2 separate regions of the Homo sapiens genome follow, and region 1 is linked to region 2. A link is an interaction called in ENCODE POLR2A ChIA-PET data of the cell type or tissue named here. Cell type or tissue: IMR-90. All regions are shown on one strand. Each heading gives the region's core, and the rest is flanking DNA. Links, peaks and the distances in the headings are about the cores only.

Region 1 (5,596 bases), core at 1,537-4,036, 340 kb before region 2:
TGTGCTGAAACAGGAGGATATTACATAATTCAACATGACAGATAGAGATTATGTTAAATATTGGCGTGCCTGGTGTTAGGATTGTTAGGTTCAGAAGTGGTTTAAAAAAAAAATCACTCATTTCCATTTTAGGAGTCAGTGGAAATGGCTATCTTATGGGTTTCCGTTGGAATTTAGATCCATTTTGTGACTCAACTGAGAGAAACAAACAGGAAGAGGCGCAACCTTGAAGTGAAGTTTACACATTGCCAAATCTGAATCAAACCAATTTTGGTAAATTCGTTGTGACTAATGCAGAATCTCAGCAACAGTTTGTTTAAACACACAAAGCAACTGTCAGGCTCTCTTTCTCCCCTAGAAAGAAGGGCAGAGGCAGTCATATGTAGAAGACCCTAGGCAGTCATATACAGAAGACCCACTGCACTCCAATGTAGCCCAGACCTCACCCCTACCTTGTGTGCATCCATGAGGTTCATGACGAGGTCAAGGTCCCCGTGCACGGGCTGGTCCTCAGCCAGCTGTGGCTCCACCTTGTATAACCAGTCAACCAATGCCTGCAAAGCATCCATGAACTGACCCGAAAAGAGCAGGGCTTCCTCCAACTTGTGCTGCCTGAGAAATGCACACAAACGCTACCATTTTTAGGGATTCCTTTTACAAATGGCCCACAATTCTGCCTCGCTGAAAGGGAATATTGCTTGAACCCTATATAGAGAGTGACTTCTATGTTAGAACAGTTAGAAATACAGTAAAGGCCGGGCGCGGTGGCTCACACCTGTAATCCCAGCACTTTGGGAGGCCGAGGTGGGCAGATCACGAGGTCAGGAGATCGAGACCATCCTGGCTAACACGGTGAAACCCTGTCTCTACTAAAAATACAAAAAATTAGCCGGGCATGGTGGTGGGTGCCTGTAGTTCCAGCTACTCGGGAAGCTGAGGCAGGAGAATGGCGCGAACCCGGGAGGCAGAGCTTGCAGTGAGCCGAGATTGCACCACTGCACTCCAGCCTGGGAGACAGAGCGAGATTCCATCTCAAAAAAAAAAAAAAAAAAAGAAATAGAGTAAAAAGTGACTGAGAGATGGTGAGACATTTTAAATCAAACCACCCTCTAGAATGGATTAAGGGTAGCACAGGGGACAGGTAGAGATACCCTTTAGGCATCTTATAGCCCAGTGACACACAGGCACACCCTAACAACCCAAGGTCTGTGTTAATCACCTCATATACCACTCTAAGTAAAAGATGATAGTTTTGGTAGTGATCTGGAATCAGTTCAACTCCTAGCTCTGTATCAGTTGTGTGACCCTAGGCTGTTTCTTCATCTCCTTGAACCTCAGTCACCTCATAAAAAAAAAAAATTGGAGTACAGGCCAAGTGTGTTGGCTCACACTTGCAATCCCAGCACTCTGGGAGGCCAAGGTGGGAGGATCACTTGAGGTCAGGAGTTACAGAACAGCCTGGACAATAGCAAGACCTTGTCTCTACTCAAATAAAAAACAATGGCTGGGCGTGGTGGCTGACACCTGTAATCCCAGCACTTTGGGACGCCGAGGCAGGTGGATCATGAGGTCAGGAGTTCCAGACCAGCCTGGCCAATATGGTGAAACCCCGTCTCTAATAAAAATATTAAAAAAAATTAGCTGGGCATGGTGGTGTGCACCTGTAGTCCCAGCTACTTGGGAGGCTGAGGAAGAAGAATTGCTTGAACCGGGGAGATGGAGGTTGCAGTGACCCGAGACAGTGCCACTGCACTCCAGCCTGGATGACAGAGGGAGATTCCATCTCAAAAACAAAAACAAAAAACATTAACCAGGTATGGTGGCACATGCCTATAGTCTGAGCTACTCAAGAGGCTGAGGTGGGAGGATCCCTTGAGCCCAGGAGTTGGAGGCTGCAGTAAGTTCTGCACTCCAGCCTGGGCCAGAGAGCTAGACCCTGTCTCAACATGACAAAAAAAAAAAAAAATGCCAGGCGCGGTGGCTCACGCCTGTAATCCCAGCACTTTGGGAGGCTGAGGCGGGTGGATCACGAGGTCAGAAAATTGAGACCATCCTGGCTAACACAGTGAAATCCCTTCTCTACTAAAAATACAAAAAACTAGCCAGGCGTGGTGGCGGGTGCCTGTAGTCCCAGCTACTCGGGAGGCTGAGGCAGGAGAATGGCGTGAACCTGGGAGGCGGAGCTTGCAGTGAGCCGAGATCGCGCCACTGCACTCCAGCCTGGGTGACAGAGTGAGACTCTGTCTCAAACAAACAAACAAAAAAAAGTACAAATAGGGTAGCAATATTGTAATATTTAGCATGGCATAGTGGGTACAAATAGATAAAAGTACAACTTTTAGAACCAAACTGCCATGGTTTAAACCTCAGCTCTGCCAACAGGGTAGCTGAGTGACCTTAGGGGAGTTAAGAACCTCTTTATGGTCATTTTCTCATCTGTACAATGGAATAAAAATGGTACCCACCTCAGTGGTTATGAGGATTAAATGATTATCAGCTACTGTTTGGTACATATTCAGTAGTAATTGCCCAGCAAAGGTCAGGTATCATTATGGTTAAATGAGGTAATGCATGTAGAGGCTTTGGAGTGTCCAAGAGCAGTCAATAAGACAGTTGTTGGTATTACAAATTGATGATTTACAAATACTTTTGAGTTACTGATCTATTATTGTTGGTTTGATTTTATAGGCCTCTCTCTAATACAATAAGGTTCAAGTTTAAAATGAGAATTTTTACACATTTTATTTAAATTATAACAGTCTTTGAACTAACTGGTGGTGTTAAGATGGTACAAAACCTCTTACTGATGCATTAGCTTTATCACCATTTTATAGAATCTGGTAAGAACCTCTTGCTTTTGGGATCCCGGTTAGACCCCTGAAGGGGACATTCATGCTCACCGCTCCACAGACTTGCCACAAACAGTATCCCATTTGTCTCTGACTTCTCCTAGGAAATTGTCAAGTTTCTGACTATCTTCGGGAAGCAAAGTCTTTTCTTTCAGTGCTCTGCCAGTTCTAATTGTGGTATCATACACAGGCTGCTTGCCACCAAGAGTCTTCTGAAACTCCTATGTTTCCAGAAAGAAAAGAAAAAAGTGTTAAAAGTCAGACGACATCTTGATTTGGAACAAAAGAATTTGAGTTTTCAGGCTAGAAACCAAATAAAGTATGAATATCACCACTTTTTTTGAACTAAAATTAACCATAGCTTATCCTTAAGAAATTTATAATTTTTTGTTTATACCATATATAGAAGTGCCTGACAATTTGTGAAAGCCTACAGTTTTAACTAGTTACTCCCATAACTACTTTCCTTAAACTGTTATTTAAATGAGCAAATATCATGATTAGACCATCTAGATATAAAATGGAACCCTGGCTTCATCATTTTGACTTTTAAACATTAACCAATTGGTTTTCTTTTTACTAGCTCTGATTTTTATTTTTGGCAAGATACAAGCTTTAGCGAATACTATGGCTTGGGACCTAAGAGCAATTAACTGCTTTACCTTATGCTTAGAAAGCTGAAGTTTAATTTTGTCTGGGTCATTGGATATCTCTAGTTCTGAGTCCAGGTGACTCTCTGCATCTTCTAGCCAGTCAATCAGTTTTTTCCAAGCTTCATGGAACTAAAATTACATAAGAAATAAGTTAACAGGAATGAATATACACACTATACAGCACGTTTGAGAATCATCCCAGAGACTCAATACATGCAGCCCAAGACTCTTCAGTGAATTAGTATCTTTCTTCCCCAACTTACTTGTTTTGCCCGCTTCCTGGCATCATCTAGTGATCGCCCTCTTTCAATAGATCGCTGGACAACCTTCTCCCATCGAGACTGCACGCTCACCAACAAATTCTTGATCAGAACAACATCCTGCTTTTGGCTAAGGAACTTTAATTGATTCCCAGTTTGATCCAGCTCAATGATCTGGTCTCGATGAGCATTTACTTCATTAGCAAAAACCTGAGGGAACAATAGTGCTCTTTTTTAGCTTAAGATAAGATAAAGGGGCATTTCTTTCAATTAGTGCTTTCAAAAAGAATGCAGCATCATAATATCATACTTACCTTGTGCTCTTCTATCTGGGAAAGGACAGTATTTAGAATCAGGCTTGGTGGAGAAGCGATGTTTAAACTCTGCTCTGCTAGAGTGAGCCAGTTGATAAATTCTTGTAGGGAATTCTGGAATTCTGTTGCCAAGTTGAGGGCCTCTTCCAGCTTTGACTGAATTTCAAGTAAAACACACACACACAGAAAGAAAAAGCGCCAATTTCAGGAATTATAGGCTCAGCGACAAAGGCATGAATTGTACAACAAATGAAATGACCTCTAAAAAGGAAGCCTCATTTAATCAACGTCCAAACATGCTTTATTTGTAAAGAAGGGGACATTTTAATGTTAGTGTCTGAAACAAATGGGCAAGAACTGTGTACATGGAAAAGGAAATAGAGCACAATAAGCAGCTAAGTTCCTTTCTCTGCTACTCTCCACTTCCTTGAACGGGAATAAGACTATTCAATAACTGTAAGTGAACAGACCCTTTAGTGGTGACAGCTGCAGGATCTACAACCTGCTTTGGGTAATGTTTCAGTTTCCTTTAATGTACTTTTTGTGGTATAAAAACAGCTAAATGAAAAGCAATTTACTATGAAGATGATGTTCAATGTAGTACTCTTTGTTTAAATACATGTTTTCAGAAAATATGGCATATGAAAATATGAGTCTAAAAATTATGCTTATGCTATAAGAAGAAGAGGTAACGAAAGAAGCCAAGACATTCTAGGCAAAAATCTGACAACACTAGATGTAGATTTTCAGACACTTTCATTTACCTAAGAATGGCAACAACAAGAGCTCATTCAGGGAAAAGGCTACTCCTCACAAGTACGCTTCAATCCCACAGAGTTCATAAGCTCCATCCTCAGAGACCTACACTAACCTTTTGGTAATGACTTCTGCCTCTGGCCCCCCTACTAGGCAGGCAAAGTAAAAATGACAGGCTGACAAAAATGAGTATTTCCAAAATATTCACAGAAAAAACTCCAAGATGTACACCAAAAACGTTAACTGTTGTTAATTCTACCTGACTGGGTTGTAATTTCTATTTTCCTCTTTGCGCTTTCAGGTTATTTTTGTAACCACCCCCCACCAAAAAAAAAAAAATTACAATAAATGTTATAAAAATGTACAAACCCAATCTAAACAAATCAGGTGGAAAAATGAAATCCACTTCAAATATATATAGAAATGTTTAGAAATTAATATATTACAAGTTCCTAGATGATAGGAATTCTTTCCACATCATTCTATCCACATATTCTTTATATATTTTTTATATCTACTTTATAGATATAAAAGATATACTTTTATATCTAATTTATATCTTTATATTCTTTATATCTACATATTCTTTATATTTTCTTACTACAGCACCACACACATTTAATAAATGATTTTACTGATCCTGAAGGTAATGTTTCTGCAAAATAATAAACTATCCTTGACACTCAGCTTTTGCCTGACCATTTCTGATAATGGGCAACTATGTCTTAAGGTATTTTGCTCAACTATTAAGAAAACTCTCTGAA
Region 2 (3,762 bases), core at 15-2,514:
CAAATGGAGAAGAGAGATGTGTTAGGCAGTAACAGATGGTATAGTTGGGTGTGCAGAGTAAGTCAAATTATGAAAAGCCCTGAAAGAGACAAAGAATCAGAGATTAATTCTAATTTACTTCAGAAACTGAGAAGCTCTGGAAGAAAAAAATATTTCATCAGAAGTAACAAACTGTACTTTCAGAAGATACACACCTGAAATCCCAGCGTTTTGGGAGGCCAGGGCAAGAGGATGGCTTGAAGCTAGTTCGAGACTAGCCTAGAAAACATTGCAAGATCCCATCTCTATAAAAAAAATAAAATAATTGCCAGGTGCGGTGGCTCACGCCTGTAATCCCAGCACTTTGGGAGGCCGAGGCGGGCAGATCACGAGGTCAGAAGATCGAGACCATCCTGGCTAACACGGTGAAACCCCCTCTCTACTAAAAATACAAAAAATTAGCCGGGTGTGTGGTGGGCGCCTGTAGTCCCAGCTACTCGGGAGGCTGAGACAGGAGAATGGCATGAACCTGGGAGGCGGAGCTTGCAGTGAGCCGAGTTCGCACCACTGCACTCCAGCCTGGGTGACAGAGTGAGACTCCGTCTCCAAAAATAAATAAATAAATAAATAAATAAATAAAATAATTAGCTGGGCATGGTGGCATGCACCTTTAATCCTAGCTACTCCGGAGGCTGAGATGGGAGGATCATGTGAGCCCGGGGGTTTGAGGTTAGAGTGAGCTACACAATGGTATCAACTGCACTCTGACATGGGTGACCCTGTCTCCAAAAAACTGGAATAAACATTCTTAGCTACCACAAGCCATTTACCAGGCCAGAAAATTAGTAAATGCCACCAATAGAAGCCAGACGAGAGAGGCTTCAACTCCAATCAAAACCATGAGAGTAAAAACAGGAGCTCTAGCATTCCATACAACCTAGTCACAACATGGCTCAATATATAATTATCAGAAGCTGAAAGGGCCAACCTTACTTAGAAAAAGGAGTAAAGACTGGGTGTTTTCAAGAACACTGAGAAAACACAACAGACTCCTTACAATCTATAATTGTTCATTTGTGACTTTTGATCTTGGGATGTTTCTGTTCTCAGATATGCACTCTGAAGTATTCTTTCCACCATGATCTCTTAAACCTGGAATTGGCACTGAAAAATACCAGTATAATAGGCTTACGCTGGTGCATTTCCCTGGTTTGTATTACGTCATTTGCCAACAAGCCCAAGACAAGGCAGTAGCTCCCATAAGCACTGTTAGCACATGGACACATTTTATTATTTCAACAGCATGAATGTGGCCAAAACTTGTGATTTCCCAGCAGACTGACTTGACTCACTTTCTGAATTAACAGTGTTCATGTCCAGAAGTAGCACTTACTCTTTTGTTCTGGCTAAAAACTATCCACTCCAACTCTAGGACTTTGATCTAAAAAGGAACTTAAAAACTGAGTGTAGGCCAGGCACGGTGGCTCAAGCCTGTAATCTCAGCAGTTTGTGAGGCCAAGGCAGGATGATCACTTGAGGCCAGGGGGTTGAGACCAGCCTGGGCAACATAGTGAGACCTTTTCTCTTCAAAATACTTAAAAATTAGCCAGGCATGGTGGCACATGCCTGTTAGTCCCAGCTACTTGGGAGGCTGAGGTAGGAAGATCACTTGAGCCTGAGAGGTGAAGGCTGCAGTTAGCCCTGATCTCACCACACTGCACTCTAGCCTGGGCAACAAAGCAAGACCCTGTCTCAAAAAAAAAAAAAAAAAAAAAAGAACAACATCCACTAAAAAGGATAAATAAGCTGAATCTACATATAACCAAAAGGTTGCTTCAGAGCGTCACTTAGGTAAACAATCCCAAATCCTCAACCCATATTTTCCAATCACTGTGTTAACAAAATTTCATCATTTTGTACTATTTTAAAAATTATTTTTGTATTTATTTCTTGTATTTTTTGTATTTTATTTTATTTTGTATTATTTTTGTATGAAAATTTCAATGTGATTTATATATCGTAAAACTTCTCCCATAATAAGGGGAAAAGAAATTCTCCACAGTTCAGAGATCTGGAAATGTATGTCACTTAAAGTGTGTGACTATACTTCAGAAACTAAAACTAACAACAATAATGATACTAACAATTAAAGCATTTTCACAATTTCTCACTTAGCCCAAGTCATCTACTGTGATTTTAAAACTCCCTTCTGTGATACAATGTGAAACCTTCACCCAGAAATCTGGAGCCTGGCTCTTAGACAGTAATTTTAAGTCTCTGTGCCTAAATTTATTCATCTGTGTAATACTATCCTTCAGGATATTATAAAGCTTAAATAAGATATAAATCAACGTTTTTCTAAACATTAAAGGTTCCTTCTGGTAGGAGATAGAAAAAAAAAAAAGGAGAGAAAAGAGTTAAAAAATAAAATAGGCCAGGTGCAATGGCTCACGCCTGTAATCCCAGCACTTTGGGAGGCTGAGGCAGGCAGACCACAAGGTCAGGAGTTCAAGACCAGCCTGGCCAACATGGTGAAACCCCATCTCTACTAAAAAAAAATATAGAAAAAATTAGCCAGGCATGGTGGCGTGCACCTGTAATCCCAGCTATTCAGGAGGCTGAGGCAGGAGAATTGCTTGAACCTGGGAGGCAGAGGTTGCAGTGAGGTGAGATCGTGCCACTGCATCCCAGCCTGAGCAACAGAGCAAGATTCCACCTCAAAATAAAGTAAAGTAAAATAAAATGGAACATTAAAGGACAAATATATGCCCAGAGCTCATTTATATTCTCATGAATCCCAAGAAATTAGTATTATCATCCCTATTTTAACAGATGAGAAACCCAAAAGATGAGAGAAATCTTTTCCAAGGTCACACAGTAGAAATTAACTGGCAAAAACTAGGACTGGAGCCCACAACAGAAGAAATCCAAAGCATAGTCTTTCTACGATATCAATTTTGTACATTAAGTAATATGCAGACTCTTCACTTGTAACCCTCTGTGCAGTAAGTTTTATAAGTTATTTTCTGCACTAGGATAAATGAAAATTGGTCCTAACTAGCTTCGTATAACCCACAACACTTAGTGACAATTCTGAATTTCATAAGTACCAGATAGATGTTACCAATGTTGAAATGTGAATGTTCTCTTTTATTCCTAGCCCAGCCCAGCAAGTAAAGACTATTTAGTCCTTAAAGCTTTGTGAAAACAAAAGTCTAATTCTGTCTTAACCAACCACCATCAACCAAGTGTGCTGGTTTTTAACCACCTCTTTAAAACCTAAAACTATGCTCATATGTGACCTGCTTCTTCAGTAGAGTTGGTCTCTATCCTAGGAGAGGAATAAAATCCTGGTTCTCCTACCTCCCTGACTATTCCTTCTTAATTTCCTCCGGCGTGAACCGCGAGGCAGAGCTTGCAGTGAGTGGAGATCGTGCCACTGCACTCCAGCCTGGGCAGCAGAGTGAGACTCCGTCTCAAAAAAAAAAAAAAAAAAAAAACCCTCTCATGTCACCTCCTTTGTCAAATCTCCCAGGTAAATCCAAATAGGGTTTCAGCCTTCCTCTGGCTTCCATACTATCTCTGTTCTAGCACTTATCACAGTATGACAACTACTTGTTTGCAAGTATCTTTCCCTTACTAGATGGAATAACCAAGGGCAGGAACCAGATCTCATTCAGAATTCTGGCATCTAACATTGTGGCACCTCCAAGAGAGACTTTAATGACTGTCAGAGAATTGGGGAAATGAAGGATATACCCTGGTTCTCTTGGCTGCTGCCCA

What was found. Peaks named below come from ENCODE experiments on the same cell type or tissue, not always from the same donor. Only the 100,000 strongest peaks of a DNase experiment are listed, where the experiment ranks them.
Region 1: POLR2A ChIA-PET joins it to region 2 with 18 read pairs; 1 of 35 experiments calls an interaction of 5 or more read pairs at or near these places.

What each region holds. Positions count from the first base shown.
Region 1 is chr1:39,446,068-39,451,663 of GRCh38, reverse strand. It overlaps MACF1 (microtubule actin crosslinking factor 1), which reads right to left. Exons shown (of 101, transcript NM_001394062.1): 81 at 4,077-4,232; 82 at 3,766-3,972; 83 at 3,512-3,631; 84 at 2,901-3,070; 85 at 453-612. Among named protein-coding and RNA genes, the nearest start is that of BMP8A, 43 kb to the left of the region's middle. In IMR-90, for the core only: no CTCF peak of the experiment used is centred there; no DNase peak of the experiment used is centred there.
Region 2 is chr1:39,108,224-39,111,985 of GRCh38, reverse strand. It overlaps a transcript of MACF1 not described here. Among named protein-coding and RNA genes, the nearest start is that of NDUFS5, 84 kb to the right of the region's middle. In IMR-90, for the core only: no CTCF peak of the experiment used is centred there; DNase peaks (open chromatin) are centred at 915 and 1,235; H3K27ac peaks cover 729 bases.